2 separate regions of the Homo sapiens genome follow, and region 1 is linked to region 2. Evidence: chromatin contacts called from ENCODE Hi-C or POLR2A ChIA-PET data. All regions are on one chromosome and are shown on one strand. Each heading gives the region's core, a stretch centred on a gene start or an enhancer-like site at or near the end of the contact. The rest is flanking DNA. Distances are from core to core; before and after follow the strand shown. Region 1 has its middle 10 kb from the start of ATP2C2. Region 2 holds the start of COTL1 (coactosin like F-actin binding protein 1).

Region 1 (5,855 bases), core at 3,237-5,736, 260 kb after region 2:
CTCTGAGTGCCATTAATTCATCCCCCACTTCCCTGGACCCCTGACAACCGCTGATCTTTTTACTGTCTCTATAAGTTTTGCCTTTTCCAGAATGTCACACAGTTGGAAATGTGACTCCCTTTCCAAACTTACTCTCCTTTCAAAAATTCAAAAGCATCCAGGCCTGTCACTCAGAGTCAAGAGAACTGCGATCCAAAGCAAAGAGGCCCAGGGCCTTCCATGTTTAAACTCACCAGTTTGTGCCTGCCACGGTCACTCACGGAGGTAACCACCCTGATTTGGCCAAGATGGTCCCAGTTTTACTGTGGCTGTCCTGGCATCTTGAAACTCACAAGAGATGAGGTCATCCCCTTGGTTTAAAATCCAGACTCCTTCATAGGCCACACCAGGGCCCTGTAGCCCTGATGCCTGACTCTCTCTCCATCTCTCCACTTCTGCCATTCGAAACTTCCTTCCTTCTCTAGGCCCCAGGTATGTGCTCTCTCCCTGCCAGCCTCTGCCTGACCTCTTCCCTCTGTCTGGAACATGCCCCAGAGGCCCCAGCACCCCTAAATCTCACCCTGCCGGCTCCTGCGCATCCTTGAGGTTGTAACTGAGTTGTCGCTTCTCCAGAGAGGCCCCTTCTGATCCCTGGACCAAGTGAGATCTCCTGCAGCGGGGAGCCCCACTGCACCCACGGTTTCCCCAAAGTGATGGCAACTTTATCACAGTTACGAGTTTAAAAGAGGGCGCTGAATGCAAACAGCGCTAACGTCCACCAACAGAGAGCAGGTGAACAGCACGTGGCATGCCCAGAGGATGGGACATGGTTCAGCCATAGAAAGGAATGAGACACTCATCCACACGACAGGTTGGATGGGCTTGGAAAACATGATCCACGTCAAAGAAACCAGTCACAAAAACCACATCCTGTGTGACGCCACTCAGGTGACCTGCCCAGAACAGGCAACTGCACACAGACAGGAAGCCGATGAGTGGTCGTCAGCGGTTGCGGGGAGGGGGCATTGGGAGCTGCTGGTGTTTCTTCTTTGGGTGATGGCAATGTTCTGGAATTAGAGGGAGGGTTTGCATGACCTTGCGAATATACTAAAACCACGGAATCACGCTTTTAAATGGTGAATTTTGTTTGGATTGTGTCTCCATACAAATCTATTTTAAAATAGGTTCTGAAGACATACTTGTTGAATGGAAAATGAATGAATATTTTTAACTGGGAAGCCTGATCGGAAGTTAAATCTATGATTTTCGTTGGCTTTTGGATACAATAGAATTCAAAGTTCGCAGTTTCTCTCTTTGCAAGTTCCTAGAACCGTGGGCTTCCCAAGTGAGGTTGTGCCTGAAGGGGTGAGGTCAGTTCTCAGGAAAGCAGCTCTTAGAAATGCAGGAGGGGCAGAGTGCACAGGGGGTCTGGGGCCGGATCTTCCTTTCTCCTCGTCCGGTGTAGCCTGTTCCCCAGACTCAGTTGCCTGTTGAGGAATTCAGAGGGGCTTGGGATCCCCTCCAAGCAAGGGCACAGGGTGGTGGTAGCCTCCCCTCCCACAGTCGATTCTCAGTAACACAGAGAGGTGGTAAAAGTGAACGTCAGAGCACATACCTCCCCATTTCAAGCCCCGCATAACTTGCTGTAGCAGAAGCTGCTGCTCATAGCCCCTCTCCACTCACCCTCAACAAGGTCTGCTTACTGCAAACACCTGAGGCTCTCTGCTTGAGGGATTTTATTTTGGCACCTGGGCCAGAAATAAGGCCATGTTAACTCCCCGCTTCACTTCCCGGCATTCCCCCATGACTGACCCCAGGGGATGGGTAGACGCCCCAGCTTCTGCACCCCCTGTGAAGTGAGATGCCTCCCTTCACCACTCCTCCACAACTGTTTCCTGGGGTTACCTTGGGGGACCCCGGGAACGTGGAGAACCCGAGTGAAGACCTTGCCATCACCCTTGTAATACAATTAGATTTCTTATTCTGGCCCCAAGAGGCCCCATCTGTCAACTCCCCTCCTCCTGCCCCAACCCTGGTCTCCTGGTCGTCAAACGAGCTGAGCTGAATGCTGCCTCCAGGCCTTGGTACTTCCCATGCCCCTTTGCCACACACGCTCTGCCCCCAGCTCTTCCCTGCTACCCTCCGTTCAGGGAGGCCTTCCCTGAGCACCCCACATAAAGCGCACCCTCCTACTGCCCTGCCACTGTGTTCCCTTTGTAATCACCCATTGAGCGGAACTTGCAGTGTGTGTACTTTTCTCTAGGTCTAAGTTTCGCTTCAATTAAAAGCTCTGAAAACAAAGCAGGTCAAAGTTTAATGAGAAACAGGATATTTGAAGCTCTCAAAGTATGTCCCTACCAGAGACTTATTCATTGCAAAGGGAAAACAGTCACTTTACAGTGGAGAAACCTGGCACACACCAACCTTGCCAGGGGATCAACATGATCATCACCAGGAATGGGATGAGACACATCATGTGCCCCCAATATGATTCGCAAAGGAGGACACGGTGCCGCGTCTGGGGCATTCCTGCAGAGGCTGAGCCTGAATCTCAGCAAGACGTGCATCACACCGAGGTGCAGGACGTTCTGGAGTTTGACTGGCTTGGATTCTTCAAAAATAACCATGCTAGGAAAGTCAAGGGAAGGCTGTGGAATGTTCCAGATTAAAGGAGACTAAAGGCCAGGTGTGGTGGCTCACACCTGTAATCCCAGCACTTTGGGAGGCCAAGGCAGGTGAATCACTTGAGGTCAGGAGTTCAAGACCAGCCTGGACAACATGATGAAACCCCATCTCTACTAAAAATACAAAAATATAGCCAGGCGTGGTGGCAGGTGCCTGTAATCCCAGCTATTCAGGAGGCTGAGGCAGGAGAATAGCTTAAACCTGGGAGGCAGAGGTTGCAGTGAGCCAAGATCATGCCACTGCAGTCCAGCCTGGGTGACAGAGTGAGACTCCGTCTCGAAAAATAAAATAAAATAAGGCCAGGCGCGGTGGCTCATGCCTGTAATCGCAGCACTTTGGGAGCCCTTTGAGGCGGGTGGATCATCTGAGGTAGGGAGTTCGAGACCAGCCTGACCAACATGGAGAAACCTCATCTCTACTAAAAATACAAAATTAGCCGGGTGTGGTGGCGCCTGCCTGTAATACCAGCTACTCGGGAGGCTGAGGCAGGAGAATCGCTTGAACTTGGGAGGTGGAGGTTGTGGTGAGCCAAGATTGTGCCATTGCACTCCAGCCTGGGCAACAAGAGCAAGACTCCATTTCAAAAAATAAATAAATAAAAAAGGAGACTAAAGAGCTCCCTGATGGTAATCAAATGCAACTTGCAGTTTTGGGTCAGATCCTGGATTGGGGGAAAAAAGGTCTTTCTCTTTTGCTGTAAAGGACATCAGTGGGACATTTGGTGAATTTGGATAAGGTCTGTAGAGAATTGTATTGTCTGGTGTGAACTTCCTGATTTTGATCACTGGACTCTAGTTATGTAAGAGAATGTCCCTGTTTTTTTTCTGAAAATGCACCCTGAAGATTTTCAGGGTAAAGGAGAGGGAAGAGGAGAGGAAAAGGGAGGGGGAGAGAGAACACACAGACCTGGGGAATCCGGTGAAGAATATATTCAGATCTCAAAAGGTCACATACCGTGTGATTCTCCTTCATACCATGCTTGAAATGACAAGATTATAGACAAGGAGAACACATGAGTGGATGCTGGGGTTAGGGGTGGTGTGGATGTCACCACAAAGGTTGTGCAAGGCGGACCTAGGCGTGATGGAATCGTTCTCTTCCCTAGCTGTACGGGTGGCTGCATGAATCTATACAGTGAAAAAATGACTCAGAAACCACACACAGTGGCCCTCCCTCCGTCTGAGGTTTCTGAGGAGCCTGCGGATACTGGGAGGGCTGACTGGGGGACTTGAGCACCCTGGGATTTTGCTGTCCTGGGAGACAGGGTCCTGGAACCAATCGCCGTGGATACCAAGGGACTGCTGTGCTCACATTGTAGCTGCACACGTTTCCTGGCTTAGATTTGGCACTGTGGTTATGTAAGATGTAACCATGGGAAGAAGCCAAGTGAAGAGTACCCTGGACCACATCCTGGAAATCTGTAATTATTTGAAAATACAAAGGTAAACACACCTCTGTCTCTCTCCATTCCTTACTCGGCTTTATTTTCCCCCAAAGCCCTTCTACCACTGACTTGGTCTGTTTGCTTTTTGCCCGTGCCCCCCCTGGACTGCCAGCTCCCTGAGATCTGTTATCTTTCCTGCTTTATTCCCAGCACCTGGAAGTGTGTCTGGTACATAGTAGGGGCTTGAATGGAATGTTTACTGTGTTGAATGAACAAGAGAGCCCTGGCCCGAGGCGGCAGAGTGCCTTGGCCCCAGTGAACCTGAAGGGAGCCAAAACCCAGGGACAATGACTACATTCAGGCGCCCACCCCGGGAAGCCTGGGGAGCTCCCATGGTGATGGGACTGGATGCCGCAGCTGGCTCTTTGCATTGGGTCTGGCTGTCATTTTTACCAGCCAGCCTGGACACCAAGGGACTTTTGATCAACAGTTTGGGCGGTACAGGGGCGGGTCCCATGAACCCAGTTAAACCAGTAGGAAAGCTGGTTAATTCATTCAACAAATATTTAATGAGAGCCAGAGGACCTTGTGGGAGGATAAGAATAGCCCAGTGTGAGCCAGCGATACCGCTGACCTGCCCCCGGGCCCTGTGCTCAGATTTTGCCCTCACTTCATCCTTGTAACAATTTGCTTGCGCTCAGCATTTTGCGCTCACCATTTTGCAGAAGGGGAAATTGTAGCCAACAATGTGGTACCCACCCAGATCCCCTCAGACCCGTTTTCCCCGTGTGGTGCCCCCCTCCCTCAGTGTTGGGGCTTCCTCAATAACCCCCAGCACCTACAGATTTTTGAAGGCCAGGTCTGGGCTCCTGGGCTGCTTTGCCTGGACACGCAAGACCAGAAGTGCCTGGAAACGTTCTCACCCCCAGGCAACCGGCAAGTGCGAGGCAGGAGGTTCTAGCCTTTGGTGGGACAAGGCAGAGGCATAACTCGCCCTTCACAGCTCCCAATGGGGTGAGGCCAGGCCTGGGACTTGGCCTAAAACTGTACCCATCCGCACTGTGTTCCTACACTCCCTTGCCAGTTTCTGTTGTGGCACTTCCTTCATAAATCACTGGCATGTGGCCTGGGATGGTGGCTCACACCTGTAATCCCAGCACTTTGGGAAGCCGAGGCAGGAGAATCGCTTGAGCCCAGGAGTTCGAGACCAGCCTAGGGAGAGCCCATCTCTACAAATAATTTTAAAATAAGCCAGGTGTGGTGGTGTGCTCCTGCGGTCCCAGCTACTCAGGGGGCTAAGACAGGAGGATTGCCTGAGCCTGGGAATTCCAGGCTACAGTGAGCTGTGACTGTGCCACTGTACTCCAGCCTGGGTGACAGAGTAAAACTCTCTTGGCGGGTTGGGTGGAAATCACCAGCATGTGAGTCTTTGTCTCAGGACCTGCTTCTGTGGAACCTGACCTGAGACACGATCCGAGACACATGGTGGTTGAGTCTGTTGATCACAGCCACACAGCTAAGAGAAGATGAAAAGCCAGGTTCTGTGTTCCTAGAGTCAGATGCCCAGGAGTCAGATGCCAGAACCTGCACTCCTATCATGCTGCACTGCCTCCAGCTAGACCACCCGCCCACCCACCCACCTGTGCACCCACCCATCCATCCATTCATCCATCCACCTACCCACCCCATCCATCCACCCATCCATCCATCCACCCACCCACCCACCCATCCATTCATCCAACTACCTACCCACCCATCCATCCACCCACGCATCCACCCACCCATCCACCCATCCATCTACCCATCC
Region 2 (5,627 bases), core at 2,187-4,686:
TTACAGCTTCATAGTCGTGCATGGTTCACCAGCGTTATTACCTATTCATCTAGCCCCTCACTGATGGGGACTCAGGTTAGCCCTCACCTTCTGCCTTAAAAGTAAAGCTCAATGAATAACCCTGGATATATTTTGCACACATACAAGTGTATCTATTATCTATAGCAGTGACTTTCAGCCCCAGTCGAACGTAAGCATCACTCAGGGGGCTTTACAAAAATCCCCATACGGGTGGCACACAACTCTAATCCCAGCACTTTGGAAGGCCAAGGCGGGCAGATCACTTGAGCTCAGGAGTTCCAGACCAGCCTGGGCAACATGGCAAAAACCTGTCTCTACAAAAAAATACAAAAATTAGCCAGGCGTGGTGGCACGTGCCTGTAGTCTCAGCTACTTGAGTGGCTGAGGTGGGAGGATCGCTTGAGCCTGGGAGGTCAAGGCTGCAGTGTGCTGAGATTGCACCACTGTACTCCAGCCTGGGTGACAGAGTTTTTTGAGGCAGGCAAGACCCTGCCTTTAAAAAAAAAAAAAAAAATGCCGAGTGCGGTGTCTCATGCCTGTAATCTCAGCACTTTGGGAGGCCGAGGCGGGCAGATCACGAGGTCAGGAGTTCAAGACCAGCCTGCCAACCCCATCTCTACTAAAAATACAAACATTAGCCAGGCGTGGTGGTACGCACCTGTAACCCCAGCTACTCGGGATGCAGAGGTTGCAGTAAGCCGAGATCACGCCATTGCACTCCAGCCTGGGCAACAGAGTGAGATTCCTTCTCAAAAAAAAAAAAAAAAATCTCCATACCCAGGGCATATCTCAGACCAATTATATCAGAATGTCTGGGTGTGGGATCAGGGGACCCTGGTGATTCCCATGTCCAGCCATGGCTGGGCACCACTGACCCTATAGGGTAAATGGATTGATCAAGGGCACACAGACTTGTAAATTTGCTAGACATTGCCAACTGGCCTCTACGGCGGCTCCATGGGGGTTGTGTCAATTCACACTCCCACCAGCAATGTACAAGAGGACCTGGGTCTTCCACAGCCTCCCCAGCAAAGTAGGCTTGTCAAAGTTTTTTATTTTTACCAAACTGCTAGTTTATTTATTTATTTTTTAAAGGTATCTCAATTTTGCTTTAATTTGCATTTCTCTTACTAGGAGTTGAGGTTGAGCATCTTTTTGCATGTTTAAGATCATTTAATCTGTCTGGTCATATTCTGTGCCCATTGTTCTTTTCATTTTCTTTTTTTTAAGTTTGACTTCTCTATATTTTAGCAAGACTAATTCTTTACTTGAGTTGCAAACACTTTTTACTGCTTTGTCTTTTTATGTTTACACTTTGCATGAGGTGGTATGGTATGTTTTTTTTTTTTTTTCCTGGATCACTTTTTATGTGTTTGAATGTATTCATCTTTTCAATGGCTTTTGGATTTGGATTTGGGTAACATGGTTTATGGTTAGAAGGAAGCTCCCCATATTTTCTTCTGGCACTTTTGTGATTTCCTTTTTTTGAGACAGAGTCTCGCTTTATCGCTCAAGCTCGAGTGCAATGGTGCGATCTCAGCTCACTGCAACCTCTGCCCCCCGCCCCGGGTTCAAGCGATTCTCCTGCCTCAGCCTCCCAAGTAGCTGGGATTACAGTCGTCTGCCACCACGCCTGGCTAATTTTTGTATTTTTAGTAGAGATGGGCTTTCCCCCTGTTATCCAGGCTGGTCTCGAACTCCTGAGCTTATGAGATCCTCCCACTTCAGCCTCCCAAAATGCTGGGATTACAGGAGTGATCCACTGCGACTGGTCTGATTTCCTTTATTTGTGTTTAAATTTTTGATCCTTTTGGAATTTTCCCTGATCAAAGGATCCACCTTTGTTCTTCTTTCTAATGGCCAATTGTCCCATTACCCTTGTCAAGGAGTAAGGTAGGAATGGCTTTGTGGGGTATGAAATGTGAATTTCTTTTTGTCTTATTTATAACAGCATCTGCCTCTACTCTTCTGAAACTGTGTTCCTGTCCACCCACCCATTCAACTACCCATTGATTGACTGATTGATTGATTCATTCAATTTCTCGTTTTTGTTTTTTTGCTTGTTGAGAATTCTAACATTAATTGGACATTGTCCCTGACCTTTTGGGTTTCTATTTAGGATTTGTTTTTATCACTTAATAACCAACAATGATGACATTTTATCGAATGTCTAGTATATTTGTTCCAAGTATCATTTCAATTACACTTAAAACAAAGCAGTGATGTCAGTTATACTATTTTTCCCATTTGAGGAGTCATTTAAAAGAGGTTTTGAGGCTTTCCAATGGCCCCCAGTTGGAAAGTGGCAGTACTGGATGCAATTCAAGAGCCCAGTCTTCAGGATCCTGCCTTTTTACCTACCTGGACGCTGTAACTGGTCTCTGTGGAATGGCTGGATGAGGGAATGAATGAATGAGTCAGTGAAGGAATGAGGAAGACAGAATGAGTCAGCTCGTGCTTTCAGAGGAGCCCAAAGGGAGAGGTTAAGATAGGAATGCAAATGACCAGAATCCAGAGTAAACGCGAGCCCACCAGCGTTTTGGAAGCAGTCCACTTTCTACCCCCTCCTATTTAAAATGCTTCATTCTTTCCAGTTCCTCCCCACCTAGAATCCATGGAACCAAACGCTGGGGTAGGGACAGTGGCCAGCCTGTCTCCTTGGGTTTGACGCATTACATCATCCACGTGGAGGTCCCCTGTGGAGCTCTGCAGCCCTGCAGCCTCAGGGGCAGGGGGGTGGGGAGAATGAGGAAGGGGGAGAGGGGGAATAGGAGGAGGGAGTAGGGGACAGGGAGGGAGGAGATGCCAGGAGGGTAAGTGGAGAAGAGGGAGGCGAAGCCGGGGGCAGCAGGGGAGGGGGTCAAGGAGGAGGAAAGAGGAGAGCTTGGGGAGAAGGAAATAGGGAGGATGGAGAAGTTTTGGGCTGGGATAGGCAAGAAGAGGGAGGAGGAGAGAGGAAGAAGAATAAAGGGGGAAGGGAGAAAGAGGGGGAGGGAAGGGAGGGGGAAGAGGTCAGGGAAGTGGGGGAAGCAAGCAGTGGGGGAAGAAGAGGAAGGAGGAGGGAGAGGAGGAAGGCGGGGTGGGAAAGGGGGTTGGGGTAGTGGGAGTTTCCAGGGAGGGGTCGGGAGGGGAGGAGGGGAAGTGAGAAGGAGAAGGAGAGAGAAGAGGGATGTTGGGGGAGAAGAGAGCGGGAGGGAGGAGGGAGAGTGAGAGGGAGGAGGCAAAGCCCCTACTCCAGCCCCCACCGCGGAGTTGCGCAAGCCTTCCGGTCTGGGATTGGCCGCCAGAGAATCAAGACGCTCCGCCCCCGCAGCCCGACGGCCAATGAAGAGGCGGGCCGCCGCCTGGGCGGCCAATGGGCGCGGGGGGGCGGGGCGGGCCACGGCCTGGGGTCCCCGCGCGCTCTCCGTCCGCAGTGGAAGCCGCCGCCGCGCTCGCAGCTTGCAGGCGCCGCGTAGCCGTCGCCACCGCCGCCAGCCCGTGCGCCCTCGGCGCGTACCCGCCGCGCTCCCATCCCCGCCGCCGGCCAGGGGCGCGCTCGGCCGCCCCGGACAGTGTCCCGCTGCGGCTCCGCGGCGATGGCCACCAAGATCGACAAAGAGGCTTGCCGGGCGGCGTACAACCTGGTGCGCGACGACGGCTCGGCCGTCATCTGGTAGGAACTTTTCATTCGTCTCCACGCCCCGCTCCCCGGGCTCGCGCGGGGCCTCGTGCACCGAGCCGGCCTCCAGGCGGGACGGATTCGGGCCTCCCGCGCTGTCTTCCTCGCCTTATTCCGGGACGGCGTGCCAGGCCCCCGCGGGCTTCTCCGTGGCCAGCGCGTCTGTTAGATTGTCCTCTGCAAGCGCCGCGTCGCGCGGCCACCAGCGCTGATGTGTGTGTGTGTTTTTTTCTTCTCCCAACCCAAAGGGTGACTTTTAAATATGACGGCTCCACCATCGTCCCCGGCGAGCAGGGAGCGGAGTACCAGCACTTCATCCAGCAGTGCACAGGTAGGGAGGCGCGCCTGCCGGGCGGATGCGCGGTCGTTGGGAGGTTGTCTGCACCCGGGGAGCCCCGGCCAGAGCGAACCCGGGAGGAACCGGTGGCCACATGGGGTGCCCCTGGCGCATGGCGTGGGAGGAACCCGGTGTGAGCGTTTTAAGGCCTCATAAAACCTTCTCCCCTCTGGACATCCGAAGCAACAGAAGTGACCCACCTGCCTCCGCCATCCTACAATGCCTTCTCCAGGCGGGGCAGCTCTTTTGCCCCCTGCGGTCCACTGGTTTTCTAAGGTCAACTCCTGTGTTTCCAAACTCCAGTGTCCATCCAGCTCTTCCCACTGTCCCCTTTGATCAGTCACTGAGCCCAAATACGAACAGGCTAGGGGGCTGCTTGGAAGGGAAAGAAACTCAGCCGCGCCCTCCTTTCTCCCGCTATCATTGTCTGCCCGTGTGCTGATTTTATGTGATTTTTAATTTGACGAGTAGAATCAGATGCAAAAGAGTACACACCATATGATTCCATTTAGAAATCCTAGACAAGGCGAAACTAATCTATGGTGTGAATGTCAGAATCGAGATTAGCTTTTGGGGCTAGATAGCCACTGATGGGGAGGGGCACACCACCCGGACTGCTGGGAGCTGAAAATGTCTCTGTAGACATTTGTTGATCTGGGAGGGGGTTATGCAGGTGTGTACCCGCGTGAAAAATCATCAGACTGTATACTTAAGATTTGTGTGCCTTAGGCACTTCCCTGTGGCTTGTGAACCATGAAAAGAAAGACCACGTGGCAGGCATCGCCATAAACCCTTCGGTAGTGGCAGAGGCTCTGTGATGTTGGTAATGGGACCTTTTAAAGAGATTGGAGAATGCGACTCCCTCCCATCTCTGGTCTTTAGTTGGAAGCAAGCTTTCGGACAACGGCAGCACAGCCCGGAGGTTACGGCGTGGACCCTGAGCCAGACGGTGTGGGTTACTTATTTATTTATTTATTTATTTATTTATTTTTGAGACAGAATCTTCCTCTTTTGCCCAGGCTGGAGTGCAGTGGTACAATCTCAGCTAACTGCAACCTCCGTCTCCCGGGTTCAAGAGATTCTCCTGCCTCAGCCTCCTGAGTAGCTGGGATTACAGGCGCCCACGACCACGCCTGGCTAATTTTTTGTAATTTTAGTAGAGATGGGGTTTTCACCATTTTGGCCAGGCTGGTCTCTAACTTCTGACCTTAGGTGATCTGCCCACCTTGGCCTCTCAAAGTGCTGGGATTACAGGCGTGAGCCACTGCGCCCGGCCGACGGTGTGGGTTCGAATCCCTGAACGGCTGCTTCCTGGCTGTGTGGTTTGGAACGAGTTCCTTAATCTCTGGGGGTCTTGGTTTCCTCACCTGCACTCTCACAGTGCTGTTGCGAGGATAAGTGAGTCAGTATGTATAAAATGCTCAGAACAGTGCCTGTACAAGCTACATGATTGTTTGCGAAATAAATAAAAAGTACAAAATTGTGCCAGGGATCATGTGGGTGTTTCTTTCCTTAACTGCTTCCATAATCAAATTATATTTTGCATTTAGTTCAATTCAAAGGGTATTTGTGGTGTGACTACTAGAGGATGGGTGATACTGAGAACCC

Evidence for each region. A loop is a pair of places that touch in the nucleus more often than their neighbours do. ChIA-PET counts read pairs that join two places held with the same protein, here RNA polymerase II (POLR2A). Pooled maps may share reads with other maps.
Region 1: a loop to region 2 is called in a map of PC-9, with 26 times the contacts of the local background. The contact joins the enhancer-like site here to the promoter of COTL1 in region 2. A Hi-C loop is called at or near these places in 1 of 168 maps with a recorded cell type or tissue (PC-9) and 2 of 50 pooled maps. POLR2A ChIA-PET finds 5 or more read pairs at or near these places in 3 of 52 experiments (PC-9 and WTC11).

The regions. Positions count from the first base shown.
Region 1 is chr16:84,355,427-84,361,281 of GRCh38, reverse strand. No RefSeq gene overlaps it. Among named protein-coding and RNA genes, the nearest start is that of ATP2C2, 10 kb to the left of the region's middle. RefSeq lists an enhancer at 77-1,276. Within about 2 kb of position 4,486, at least 6 of the 41 ENCODE cell types and tissues checked have a DNase peak (open chromatin) inside an H3K27ac peak, as active enhancers do; they include PC-9, where a contact is called at or near this core.
Region 2 is chr16:84,615,887-84,621,513 of GRCh38, reverse strand. COTL1 (coactosin like F-actin binding protein 1) reads left to right here and starts at 3,436. Exons shown (of 4, transcript NM_021149.5): 1 at 3,436-3,676; 2 at 3,931-4,013. The coding sequence starts at 3,600. RefSeq lists silencers at 3,178-3,537, 3,558-3,607.